Regions from separate parts of the Homo sapiens genome. Here region 2 is linked to region 1. Evidence: chromatin contacts called from ENCODE Hi-C data. All regions are on one chromosome and are shown on one strand. Each heading gives the region's core, a stretch centred on a gene start or an enhancer-like site at or near the end of the contact. The rest is flanking DNA. Distances are from core to core; before and after follow the strand shown. Region 1 overlaps LPIN1 (lipin 1). Region 2 has its middle 120 kb from the start of MIR3125.

Region 1 (7,035 bases), core at 2,234-4,733:
CCTCTGTCTTTTTGGGAAGGTACTATTTAAATAGGTGATATATACAAAGTCCCCTCTGGCAAGAGACGTTATTCAAAGACCGGATTTTGTCTGGAACCAGTTTGTGGTCACAGAATTAGCACGTGGTTTTTATTTGGTGCATGTGCTTTGAAAAGTACTTTACATTTACTGCCTCACAACAGTCCTATGAGGTGGCTGTGCTGATGTCATCCCTTTTTATAAAATAGATGCGAAACTGCAGTGCAGAGAGCTTAGTAACCTGTCTTTGATCACAGAGTTAGTGGAAGGTGGAGGCAGGATTTGAATACCTCCAGAGCCTGCGCTCTTACCTGCTGAGCTATATTGTCTCCTAATAGTGCCCTGGAACACCCAGGTGATATATGCCCACCTCCCAATTGCTGGGGTGTGGTAGGGGTGGGGGGTAATACAGAAATAAAGTTATAAGGGCAGAGCATTCTTTTTGACCAAGACACGAATTTGGACAGAGGGCTCTTGAAAGTGCGTAGAGAGAATGTGCCATTGGGTCTTTGAAGGAAAAGAACGTCCTGTCCTTAATCAGTGAGCTAAATAATTAAGAGCCAAAGGATCGGAGTCAAAGCCTTGGGCTGTTTTGCTCAGCATAGTTGTCATACCATATTTAGATGTCTACACCCACCTTTATCCAGGCCATTTGTATTTCTTGGCAGGAACGTGAGAACAAGCGTCACCTGGGGTTGTGGTATCTGAGGGTTGCAAAGTGTCAGCGCTGGAGGAGCTGAGTGATCACTCATCTGACCTTCCCTCCAAAGCAGGAGTACCCCTGTCCAGCACCCTGTCCTGTCTCAGTGGTTTCAGTGATGGAGACCCTGAGACTGAGTGGACCAGAGTTTTCCATCCTTCACTCCCAGTTCTCTGAGGTTACTAATAATTGACATGAAATACATGCAGACATAAAAAACACAAGCTAGAAAGCAACACTATGGGAAGTATTTATGATAAAAAGTGAAGATCTCTTCCTCCTTTTCCCAGGCTGGTCCCCAGGGGTGAATCTTGTGAATCTTGTTTTGTATGTATCTCATTCCAGAATTTTTTTATGCATATCAAAATATGTACAAATGTAATTTTTTAAAAATGGGTCCAGCTGGGCGCGGTGGCTCACGCCTGTAATCCCAGCACTTTCGGAGGCCGAGATGGGTGGATTACGAGGTCAGGAGATCAAGACCATCCTGGCTAACATGGTGAAACCCCGTCTCTACTAAAAATACAAAAAAATTAGCCAGGCTGGTGGCAGGCGCCTGTAGTCCCAGCTACTCGGGAGGCTGAGGCAGGAGATTGGCGTGAACCTGGGAGGCGGAGCTTGCAGTGAGCCGAGATTGCGCCACTGCCCTCCAGCCTGAGTAACACAGCGAAACTCCGTCTCAAAACAAAACAAAACAAACAAACAAAAAACCACAATGGGTCCATATTATAAGTATTTTTGTACCTGTTTTCATTCTATATATACATTTTCATGTTAATATTTATGGAGCTACCTCTCTACCATTTTATTATCAGCCTCATAATATTCCATTTTACAATGTGGATGGCCCATAATTTATTAAGCCAGAGTCATACAGATATTAAGTTATTTCTGATTTTCCCTATTACAATTAATGCTACAGTTACTGTTTTTGTACACGGATCTTACTGTATTTGTACAATCAGTTCCCAGCGGTATAGTTGCTAGGGTTTGCCAATAGGTGCCCCAAAAGATGGGCATTGCCACATTGCTTACCCCATTTATGACCCTGTTAGTAGTGAGTGACGATGTCTGATTCTCCTACTTTTCATGGGCCCTGGGGTTTTAATGAAATGCTTTGATTTTGGACCATCTGAAAGGCCTCTTTCGATTCCTGTATCTTTAATTATGAATGGGGTTGAATATCTCTCTCATATATTATTGGCCAAATGTGAACTGTCTATATGTTTTGTCCATTTTTTCTTTTGAGCTGTTCCAAGGCCATTTTTTTTTTTTTTTTGAGACGGAGTCTCGCTCTGTCGCCCAGGCTGGAGTGCAGTGGCGGGATCTCGGCTCACTGCAAGCTCCGCCTCCCGGGTTCACGCCATTCTCCTGCCTCAGCCTCCCAAGTAGCTGGGACTACAGGCGCCCGCCACTACGCCCGGCTAATTTTTTGTATTTTTAGTAGAGACGGGGTTTCACCGTTTTAGCCGGGATGGTCTCGATCTCCTGACCTCGTGATCCGCCCGCCTCGGCCTCCCAAAGTGCTGGGATTACAGGCGTGAGCCACCGCGCCCGGCCTCCAAGGCCATTTTAAACTGACCTTAATCTTCTAGAGGTGGCTGGTGTTGGCAAAAATTGTGGGGTTAGGAAAGCTGTGGCAGGGGTTTTGAATTTTGGCAGTTCCAAGAAAGCAGCGTTTCTTGGCAATTTGTGAAGCCTGGAGATGGATTCTGCCAATTTTGGAATAAATGTGGAATTTTCTAATTTAATCGTGAGGCAAGAAACCATGTGACCTCTGTCACCTCATCCTGACAGTGTCCGCAGTGCTGTCCTTTCTGGAACTGTATGAAATTGCGGTCGTGAATGCTTTGGAGCGTCTGCTGTGTGCTGGAGTTCTACAGATGAGCTTAATTATGGGAACGCCCTCCTGTCCCTGGGCAAGGAGGGGGATGAGCAGGGTGGGGGTGTGCTGGAGGAGGAGACGCCTGCCACTTTGCCACCCTGGAAGCTCACTGCAAGAGCTGCAAAATTTCCCACCTGCCTAACACAGGCAGGGCTTTGGTGGCGGGACCCCAGGGCTGGCTGTTTTTGCTCTTTCATCACTTTTGTCAGGAAGTATTGAAAGACCTTTAAAAGGCCTCTGACTTGCAGGGCCTCTGACCTGCAGGCCTTTTAAAGCATCTCCAGCTTTTCTAGTGAGTTTTTGTATTTTGGACGGGAATGTCTCACGAACCCTGGCATGCCAAGAAAGTCCCCAATTTCCCAGCAGGTAGTGATGGATGCAGAGCTGTGCTCTTCTGTTTAAGAAGCTCCTCAAGGCACTCTGGCCAGGACAGTTTAACCACAGGGACGCTGGTGGACTCAGTCAATCCAGACCTGGCAGAGGGCAGCAGCTGCCTATAAGTGTGTGCCAGTTACAGCAGGGCGTGGGCTGCTGCCCAGGTGGCCTGACTTTCTGTCTGTGTTCCTTTCCCTGTATCACCCTGAGTCTGAGCCAGACTTCCTCTTTTGTCACAGGTAATTCATCACCCTTATCAACCGCCGTTAAGTATCAGTCCACAATGCTCTGAAAAGACTTCCTCTTTGCCGTAAGTGTAAATTACAGGAGGAAGCTAACACTATTTATAAATCAATTTCATTTTCATGCAAGTCTTATTAGTCATGATACCATTTTGGGCACTTCCTAGAAGCTTTTTGTGTTTTTAAATGCTTTGGATGAAAATCCTCATTTGTCTTGTAAACCTCCAAGGTGGATGTGATCTCGGCGAACACCAGTAACAGCGTGATGTTTGTGACTTTATCCAGTGCTGGGCGGACCACAGATAGAGTCCCCAGGTGCTGAGACACTGACTGTAGTGTGCTCAGAGGAGGGCGGCTAGGGCAGTGAGCAGGAAGCCCCAAAATCGTCCCTGTCAAGCCCAGCTGGGGAGCCGACAGTGCCTTCCCTAGAGGAAGGGTGCCAGGGGTGGTCATTTAGTTGTCCTGACATGATCCGTTGGCCCCACGAGCAGCAGCCAGGTCTGTATCTGAGAGCTGTAATTTCCTGCTGATAACAGGAACACAGATAAGGGGCACCCCATCCCAGAGTGATATTAGGTTGGCTTTTGAATCACCAGGCTCCTTGGATGTGCCTTAAGCCCACAGGTGCCCTTTAAGCACCTGCCGTGAGGGCAGATGTGACAGATCGTGTTTGCTCTCTGGGCAGTGAGTGGGTTTTGGGTAGCTTCTCTCCAGGAAATGATGAATCACTCGGAGCTGAGCAAGTGCCAGAGAAGTCTTCAATCACAGACTGAACCCAGGAGGGTGTTTCGGCCTTTCTAAGTCCTTAAGGGTTGTAGGGAAGGTTTTGAACAATGGCTTTTGACTTTACCTTCTGAGAGGCTCTGTCAGGGAGTGGTGATGCTGCGGGTGAGAGCAGTTTTGAAGGTGTCACATCCAGGGCCAACCCTGAGCCTTGCTTCTGTAGCCACCTCCTATGGGAGGTCATGACAATAATAAGATTTTGCATGTGTTGTCCAGGAGCAAAGACCTTTCCAAACTAGTCGTTGTGTTGACCACTGAGGATGACAGCCTGGTGGGCTCAGTCAGAGCCATTGTGTTAATACCCTGCTCCCACACACATAGCTGGTAAATGCCAGAAGTTAACACTCACAGCCAGGCCTTCCGACCCCCAATTTTGTGTCATTTCTGCTTTTCAGTCTTACCCTTAGGTGTCACAGCTGTTTATTTAAACTGTTTGCAGTGAATTTTGTTTGGGAGCATTGTCTTGTGAAATTTATGCTCTGGCAGAGAACAATTCCTGCTGTCTTCTTCATTTCTTCTAATTTTTTTTTTTTTTTTTGAGACGGAGTCACCCAGGCTGGAGTGCAGTGGCACGATCTCGGCTCACTGCAAGCTCTGCCTCCCGGGTTCACGCCATTCTCCTGCCTCAGCCTCCCAAGTAGCTGGGACTACAGGCGCCCGCCACCATGCCCGGCTAATCTTTTTTGTATTTTTAGCAGAGACGGGGTTTCACCATGTTAGCCAGGATGGTCTCGATCTCCTGACCTCGTGATCCGCCCGCCTCAGCCTCCCAAAGTGCTGGGATTACAGGCATGAGCCACCGCGCCCGGCCATTTCTTCTCATTTTTAAATTTTAGTGCTTTTCCCCCTCGTGCCCCGACTTGCCAAGCTACTTTGAGGGTGGTGGGTGCATCTTGCTGTTTTACACTCTGGAATGTCGTGATGGGACCAAAAATAAAAGTTTCTTGCTTGAGATGGGCCCTGCGATGGGGCAGGTACCGCGTCAGAAATGAGCAAGCCTCGTCCCTGTCCTCAAGGAGAGAAGACTCACTTGGTAGACAGATGTCTGTTCAGCCACTTGACAAATGACAGTAATATTGATCAAGCTACTGCCCTGGATGGCTGGGCTGGAGGGCTGAGGAGAAGGTTGAGGCTGAAAGATAGAGTTGTGTGGGCATGTTTATGAAGGGGTCATATACCTGGACAGCCGGGGGAGGAAATGGAGGAGGCAGGTGGAAATCCAGATTTGAGGGGTAATTATTGTTCAACTCCTGCAAGACACTTAGTTCTTTTTTTTTTTTTTTTGAGACAGAGTCTCGCTCTGTCGCCCAAGCTGGAGTTCAGTGGCGCCGTCTCGGCTCACTGCAAGCTGCGCCTCCTGGGTTCAAGCGACTCTCCTGCCTCAGCCTCCTGAGTAGCTGGGACTACAGGTGCGTGCCACTGTGCCTGGCTTATTTTTTGTATTTTTAGTAGAGACGTGGTTTCACCGTGTTAGCCAGGATGATCTCGGTCTCCTGACCTCATGATCTGCCCGCCTTGGCCTCCCAAAGTGCTGGGATCACAGGCATAAGCCACCACGCCTGGCCACTTAGTTCTTAAAGAAAGGAGAGTAGGAAGAAAAGTACAAGTGAGAAAGATGAACAAAAACGGGGATTGTAAGAGTACATTTATTGAGACAGTTTTGCATTTGCATTTGCTCGGCCAGTCTTATATATAATTAGATGTTGCTTACCATGACATCATTTCATTTCCAAGGAGCAAACCCACAATGTGAAAATGGACCCACTGTTATGTCCCAGATAACGTGCCTTAGGTAATGTTCTAGTTGAAGGAACTAGAAAGGGAATTAAAATCATTGTTATTTACTTGCATAATAAATGAGTGGAACAGCAGATTCCTGAATTGTCCATTAAGAGGCGTGGACTAAAATAATTCAAATCCCTTTATTTATTTATTTATTTTATATTTTTTTGAGATGGAGTCTCACTCTGTCGCCCAGGCTGGAGTACAATGACGTGATCTCAGCCCATTGCAACCTCTGCCTCCTGGGTTCAAGCAATTCTCCTGCCTCAGCCTCTCGAGTAGCTGGGATTACAGGCACTCACCATCATGCTAATTTTTGTATTTCTGTAGAGATGGGGTATTTTGTAGAGAGCCTGACCATGTTGGCCAGGCTGGTCTCGAATTCCTGACCTCAGGTGATCCGCCCTCCTTGGCCTACCAAAGTGCTGGCATTATAGGCGTGAGTGCCCGGCCCCTATATTTATTTTTAATAATCGATGCTGTTCGAGTTGAGTATGCTATTTATTATTAATGTCATAGGTAGAATTCTAAGTGGAATACGCTTGTAGATTTTTATGTTCTTTGGTGTATTATCTGTTTGGTTCTAACATAAAACAGTTTCTAACCCAGAGGTATCTGGAAAGATGGTATTCCAGTGGGATGTAATAACCTCAGAAAATTTGTATTATTTCAGAAGGTCAAGCTAGACGATGTCACATTGAAAAAACTTACATGTTTCTTAACCTTAGAGCTTTTCTGAAAATCCACAGTTAGAGAAACCCAGTCTTGCCAAAGGATATTTGTAAGATTTGGCTGAGTTTTCCATCAAAAACATTTGAACTAGGGGTTGTAGAGTCCTGTTTCAAGTGGTAAATAAAATCCCGTGAGGTGAAGCTGCTATTTCTTGCCAAATTTTGAGATTAAAGTCAGTAGGTTTGAAAGGAATTTGGTATGGGGTGAGTGAATAGCAGGCATCTGAAAGCCGTTCCACTGGAAATTGAAGCCTTCCATTTGGTCCTCTGCAGGTTTTGTTTATCGTTTGTCACCCTTGAGGTAATTAAGATACTTTCTTCTTTAAAGCAGATATTCCCCTCACTGCTTGATCACGTGTTTTAGCAGACAGCAGGAAACTGACACCAAAGACAGTCATGAGATTAATGGGCAGGTATGGGGAGGTGGGTTGATTGGCTGGGTTTGTCTGACTTCTTCAGGTAAATTAGCTTCTTCCTCCAGCCTTTTACTCGAAACATAACTGAGAGTAAAATTTGGGA
Region 2 (6,507 bases), core at 1,332-3,831, 1.1 Mb after region 1:
ATTATTTTAGGGGAAAGCAACTAACTGAAGGAAACTGGAAAAGACAGTTATTTTTTTCTCTTTTGAGAAAGTAGTAAGACACATTTTTAAATGAGAGGAAACAAGAGATTACAGGGTTTAATGCTTCCCAAGCAAAGAAAACTCTATGGGTTTCTTTATAAGGAGAAAGAAATAAGAAAAAGAGATAAAACAAAAGAGAAAAACTATATATGTGCACATTAATCATCATCACATTTGTTCTCCTTAAGATCAGTTTTTTAATAAGCTATCTGTACTGGTAGATTACATAGGGAAAGAAAAATCCGCATGCAAAATCAGTGAGAAATGATGAAAGAACATTGACCATCACACTGGCCTGAAACGTAAGATCCTCTCCTTTGGTGCTGGACTAACTGTGAAGGAGTTGGTTACTAAAAGAAAGAAAAATTCTAATGGATATTGTTGTGAAAAGCAAAGTTATATTAAGATACTCTGATGATATAACAATGAAGCCTTAGTGAGAATCCTGTGAGTTCCTGGATATAGGGCTAATCGTCCCATTTTTTACCCACTGTAATCCATTTTTACTGATGGGTTCATTTTTATTCTCTTGCTAAATTGCTTGATGAATATTTTAAATATCCTGCCTGGGTATCTTGGTTTTAAAGCTTATTTTATGTCAAGGTACAATTTCTCAAGTTACTTGGGATTTGGGCCCCTTCTTACTTTCCCTTGTCACATCTTTTTTAGCCCCAAGGGTTTTGACATTAAAGTGACATCTAACACTCAGCAAATTAGGGTTGTCTAGTTTCACTATTAATGTTGCCTACCTCTTATGCTTCTCAAGATAACACACACACACACACACACACACACACACACATTCATGAATCAGATAATAAAGGATGCAAGTAGAGACAAGGCTCACCATTTGACCCCTACTTCTTTGAAGTAGTTAGAACATTTTACTTGCAAGTGACAGAAACCCAGTTCAAGCTGCCAAACCAAAACCAAACTGAAAAAAAAAAAAATAGACTTTTGAACTACCAAGGTAGGCAAGACTGCATACAGATCAGGTTCTTCCCTGTGGCAACGCCATCTCCATAGGGGCTATTTGGAAACACATGAGGGTGCTTTATCACAACTGGGTGGGGGGTGGCGTTCAGGGCATCTGCCAAGGATGTGCAGGTGGGGCAGTGGGCAAAACATCCCACCCAAGGAGGATTTTTAAAAAATTTACCCAGAATGACAGTAGCTCTCCCTTTGAGAAATCTGAAGCAGGTGATGAAAGCATTTCACCAAGAATCTCTCTTGGTTCTGCTTTGCTTATGTGATGATGGCTGTATTCTCAGGTGGGGTTACTGCAGGTATTGGCAAAATAGCCACCTACAGCCTCAGGCTACCCTTTTAGCGATGTCCACAGAGCAACAGTTCTTCCTTCCCATTTGCTTTAGTAGGGAATCCTGATTCCATTGAGTAGGATTGGTCCTACTTGAGTAATTTATAAACCTGGAGAGTGGAGGGATTCAGTGCTGTGGCTGGCCGGACTTGGGACACACATCTTTCTGTAGAGACCGGGGGTAGGGGTCAGGCTAACCCAACACACAAGCCTGAGAGGGATGGAAGAAGTTCCCAGAGAGATGAAGGGATGTTAGCAGAGAGGGGAACAGACAGCAGATGGGCAAATACAAAACATGTCCATTGTCTGTATGGTCTAATTTCCTGAACATCTCTTCAGTCACCCCACATTTCAGGATTCCCTAATATACCAGACCCATATACCTCAAGTTTTTGTACTAGATTGTTCTCTTGTCCTCAGATGCCTTTCCTCATCTCTTTTTGTTTGTCAAACTTCTACTTATGCCTCAGGACTGAAATATCACCTCTTCTGTGGAGCTTCCTTTTTAGCTGTCCCTACTAAACTCGTACCTCCCTCCTCTGTGCACGCATAGCATTTTGTCCATGAAAAGAAGGAATTGAATTAATTAGCAAGGATAAGGAGCTGAACAATCCACATCCTTTTTGGAAATGGAAAGCAGATGATGCTGTATTAGATAAGATCAAACAACATCAAATAAACAAATGTTTATTGAGTGTGTACCATGCACAAGGCTTTCCAAGCAGAACCTTGCTGATTGTGTGTGTGTGTGTGTGTGTGTGTGCACGTGTGCTTGCAGATGCTTAGAATCACAGGCTTTTATGATCTGGGTTTCTTAAACCTTATCTGGTTCAACCACTTCCTTATTCAGATCAGGTAACTGAGGCTGAAGTGGGTTTCTTTCTAGCTCTAAAAAGTATATGATCTGAGTCACTAAAAGGAAGGAAAGGTTGGCCCAATTCTAGGCCAAAAAACCACAGCTATGTAGCTTAAACTTCCTGTTTTAAATGCCATGCCAGGATAAAATTCTTGTCTACAGGGTAACAACCACTCCAGAGAGAGAATCAAAATTAACACCAACCTCTTTCTTTCCCCTGCCTCTTTCTCTCTCTCAATTTCTCTCTCTTTCTCTCTCGCTTCTCTTTCTCCCTTTATTTCTCTGTTGCCTCTCTTAAGGAGACATAGGAAACTAAGAGGACTGAGTGGCAGGGCCAAGGCATTGGGAGCACGATTCATACTTTTTTTTCTATCTTGCTGATGTGTTTATAGAAGTACACTATTTATGACTCAGTACATAGTGAAGAGACATAACAAATTTTTCTGGGAATTCAAAATATGCAAACAGAATATGTATCAAATGCATGAGAATTATGGGGACATATGTTTTAAAACAAAGGGATAAAGGTGCCTACTCTTTGTGACAAAGTCCCTTCCATGTTTATGACAATGTCTGCATAGCCATTCTCTTTTGAAGAAGCCAGAATTGGCTAGAAATAGAATTGCATGAACCCTGTCATATTCAAAATGGAAAGTAGATATTTATTTGCATTCCTGCCAGGGATACTCAGGCACAAACATATAGAAATATTTCCATAAAATATGGTTTAAAAAAAATGCCAAGGCCCATCCTTCCCACTGCCATTGCCCCTGTTGCCTGCAATCCCAACTCTGCATTCGGGCTCTCTCCAGGTTTTGCCCCACTAATCACTCTTCCACCTGCTTCCTGGTGCCTTTAGATCTTTTTTTCAACATATTATACCCAGGTTCAAAAATGGCCTTATAAAACGTCATCCTGCCTCCCCAGCCTAGCATCAGGGCCTTCTTCCTTGACTCAGACCATCCATAAACTGTTCAAGCATGTTTGATGTATATGTAGCATGTGTCTGGCACTGCTCCAGGGATCAGGTCACTAAACTGAACAAGAATGGGCATATATTCCAGTGGAAGTACCTAACAATAAACAAGTAAATAGGCAAGTGAAGAAAATGAAATTAGGTAATGTGATAAGAAGTGGCCAGGGGCAGTGTAACAACCTGAGGATATCTGGCAAAGGTCACTCTCAGGAAGTGATATTGAGACCTGACTAATAGAAAGGAGGTAATTTCTGGGGACATCTGAGGATGATCTCTCCAAGCAGAAGGAGAAGCAAAGACAAATTTCCAGAGTTGTGGAAGAATTAAATATGTTTGAAGAATAAAAATGTAAAACAAGGTGATATGGTGGAGGGCAGTTAGTAAGCTAAAGAGGTGAGCAAGAAGTCTAATCATGACATGTCTTAAAACCACAGAAAAAGGAAGTGTTGGTTTTATTGGAGGACCATAGAAAGTTATGATCCACTTTTCAATCTGGGAGGAACATGATTGCCATTTTTAAAGAGTTTACTTTGGCCTTTCTGTGGACAATAAACTGAACGATATCCTCACCCTCATATATTCACACCATGGTGTAATCCTCTCTCCTTGAGAGTTGACTGGACCTACTGACTCACTTCTAATTAACTGAAAACAGCAAATAAATGAGATATCTCTTCTGATATTAGGTTGTGAAAAGACTTTGGCTTTCATCTCTCTCTTTCTCTTATTCTCTCTTTTCCTCTCCTGGTCCTTCTCTTCCTTTGCTCTGTCATACATGCACATATGGCAGGTTTCATGTTGTGAGCTGCCCTATGGAAAGGCTTACCTAACAAAGAAAAAAATGTCCCTTCCTAACAGCAGTCTACAATCACTGCCCACAGCCATGTGAGTGAGCCTGGAAGTTTTATTAGTTGGCTGGGGCTGCCATAACAAAATACCACACACTGAATAGCTTAAACAACAGAAATTTATTTTCTCTGGAGACTAGAAATCCAAGGTCAAGGTGTTGCCAGGGTTGGTTTCTCCTGGGGCCTCTCTCCTTGGCTTACAGACATCTGCTTCTTACTATGTTCTCACATGGCCTTTCCTCAGTGCATGTGAGCCTCTCCTGTCTTTCCCTCTTCTTATAAAGGCACCAGTCATAGTGAATTAGGACCCCACCCTGTGGCCTCATTTGACCTTAATTACCTCTTTAAATGCCCTATCTCTAAATACAGTAACATTCTGAAGTATTATAGGTTAGGGCTTTAACATATGCCTTTTGGGGACACAATTTGGCCCATATCAAAAGCAGATCCTCCCTTAATTGAGCCTGAAGATAACTACATTACAGTGACACTTCAGTTTCTAACCTTGTGAGAGACCCTGAGTCAGAGCTGCTCCACCAAGCCATGTCTAGTTACTACCCCATAGAAATATGTGAGATAGAAATTAGGTATTGTTTAAGCAGCTAAGTTTGGAGGTAATGTTTTACACAGAGGTAGATAACTAATAACAGATATTGGTATCAGGAGTGGGATGCACTTTAAAGATATCTAAATATGTGAAGTTGGCTTCAGAAACAGGCAGAAGGTAGAGACTGAAAGGATTTTGAAGAACATGTTACAGAAATCCTAAATTGCTTGCACTAACAGATTGTTAGTGCAAATATAGACTTTGAAGATGTTTCCAGTGAGGGTTCAAAAGGAAAAGAGGAACATGTTATTAAAAACTAGAGGAAAGGCAATCCTTGTTTCTTTGTTATGTAGTGGCAGAAAGCTTAGTAACACTGTCACCTGAAGTTATGTGGAAAGCAGATGTTTGTAATGAACTTTTTCATTTAGCTAATAAGCTTTCCAAACAAAGCGTTTAAGGTATTGCCTGTTTTTATTTTGCTATTTAAAGTAAAAGGTAAGAGGAGAGAGATAAATTGAGGAAACAACTATTAAACTTAAAGGAGCCAGGACTGGATGGTTTAAAAATTATTTAGCTTTTTCAGACACCAAAAGATGCCAAAATTAATACATGGCTTCCAAGCAAAGTTCAGAACCATAGCACTGCCAGGAAAATGTAATCTACAGGTAAGGCTGAAAGTGGGACTGTCAGGCTTATCATTAGGATGTCTGAAAGATCAAGTGTGGCACCTCAAAGTATCCATCACATAAAAATCCATTTGAAGAGATCAAGGTTGCACATCACAGAGCCTGTCAACTTGACACAGGGCAGGCGGGCTGCAAAATTGGGGCTTAGCCTGAGAGGGTTCTTGGCTTTGCCCAGGAAAGAATTCATGGGTGAGTTGGTGGTGTTAGATGGCAACTTTTATAGAAGCAGCTGTGCACAGCAGCAGTGGAGGTACTAATCCTAGCAGAGCAGGGCTACTGCATAGGTAGTATGCCTAGAGTAGCAGCTCAGAGGCAGTTCTGCAATCATATTTATACCCACTTTTAAGTATATGCAAATTAAGGGGCAGAGTATGCAGAAATTTCTAGTAAAAGGGTGGTAACTTCTGGGTCATTGGGTCATTGCCATGGAAAGGAGCAGTAACTTCCAGGTGTTGCCATGGCAATGGTAAACTGACATGGCACTGGTGGGCATGTCTTACAGAGAGCTGCTTTTGCCTCTTCCCTGTTTTAGCTAGTCCTCAATCTGGTCCAGTATCTGAGCCGTGCCTCCAGAGTTGAGTACCACCTCCTACCTCAAACTGAACTACAGGGTCTCTAGGAAGCCTAAGGGCATTGCGCCCCAGCCATCTCACCAACAGCCCAAGATAGGAAAAAAAATATGGATCTTAATAAGATTTGTGGGTGTGGCTTTTGTCTAATGAAGAAAATATCAATGATATTTGCAGGATGCCAATTGTTTTTGATAAAACAATATAAATACTGTCAGCTTGAACTGAAAGGATATTGCCAGTATAAAATCAAAAAGTGTTTCTTGGATTCCCCATTAGTTTTCTGGCAGGAAGCAGGCTGATAAAACTACTCTGTTTCAAATATGTGCTAACTTTGACAAAAAAGGAAGGGCGGCTGGGAACAGGGAGGTAAGAGTCCAGAGAATAGAGATGAAAGCCATAGATAATCATTCCCAGAGATTGAGACTTAATTAACAAACTATGACCATTTGCCCGATTAGATATCCTAATTCCTTCTCTGTATTTCCTGTTTTTCCCCTTTGTGAAAAGAGGGTTTATGGTGGCTATCCCTTGTTCATTTCATCATTATCTGTTGGCTGTGTGAGGACAGATAACCTTATAGACTGAGAAGAACTGTACTTGAAGAGAAGTACTTACTGAACAATACCTGAAGGGGTCTCAGACAT

The links. A loop is a pair of places that touch in the nucleus more often than their neighbours do. Pooled maps may share reads with other maps.
Region 2: a map of naive thymus-derived CD4-positive, alpha-beta T cell shows a loop between it and region 1 (6-fold over the local background). The contact joins two enhancer-like sites. A Hi-C loop is called at or near these places in 1 of 168 maps with a recorded cell type or tissue (naive thymus-derived CD4-positive, alpha-beta T cell) and 5 of 50 pooled maps.

Annotation. Positions count from the first base shown.
Region 1 is chr2:11,750,453-11,757,487 of GRCh38, forward strand. The region is part of intron 1 of LPIN1 (lipin 1); the gene reads left to right. Among named protein-coding and RNA genes, the nearest start is that of LPIN1, 7.3 kb to the left of the region's middle. RefSeq lists an enhancer at 3,343-3,552. Within about 2 kb of position 3,484, at least 27 of the 41 ENCODE cell types and tissues checked have a DNase peak (open chromatin) inside an H3K27ac peak, as active enhancers do.
Region 2 is chr2:12,854,855-12,861,361 of GRCh38, forward strand. No RefSeq gene overlaps it. Among named protein-coding and RNA genes, the nearest start is that of MIR3125, 120 kb to the left of the region's middle. RefSeq lists a cis regulatory region at 2,151-2,314. Within about 2 kb of position 2,582, at least 6 of the 41 ENCODE cell types and tissues checked have a DNase peak (open chromatin) inside an H3K27ac peak, as active enhancers do.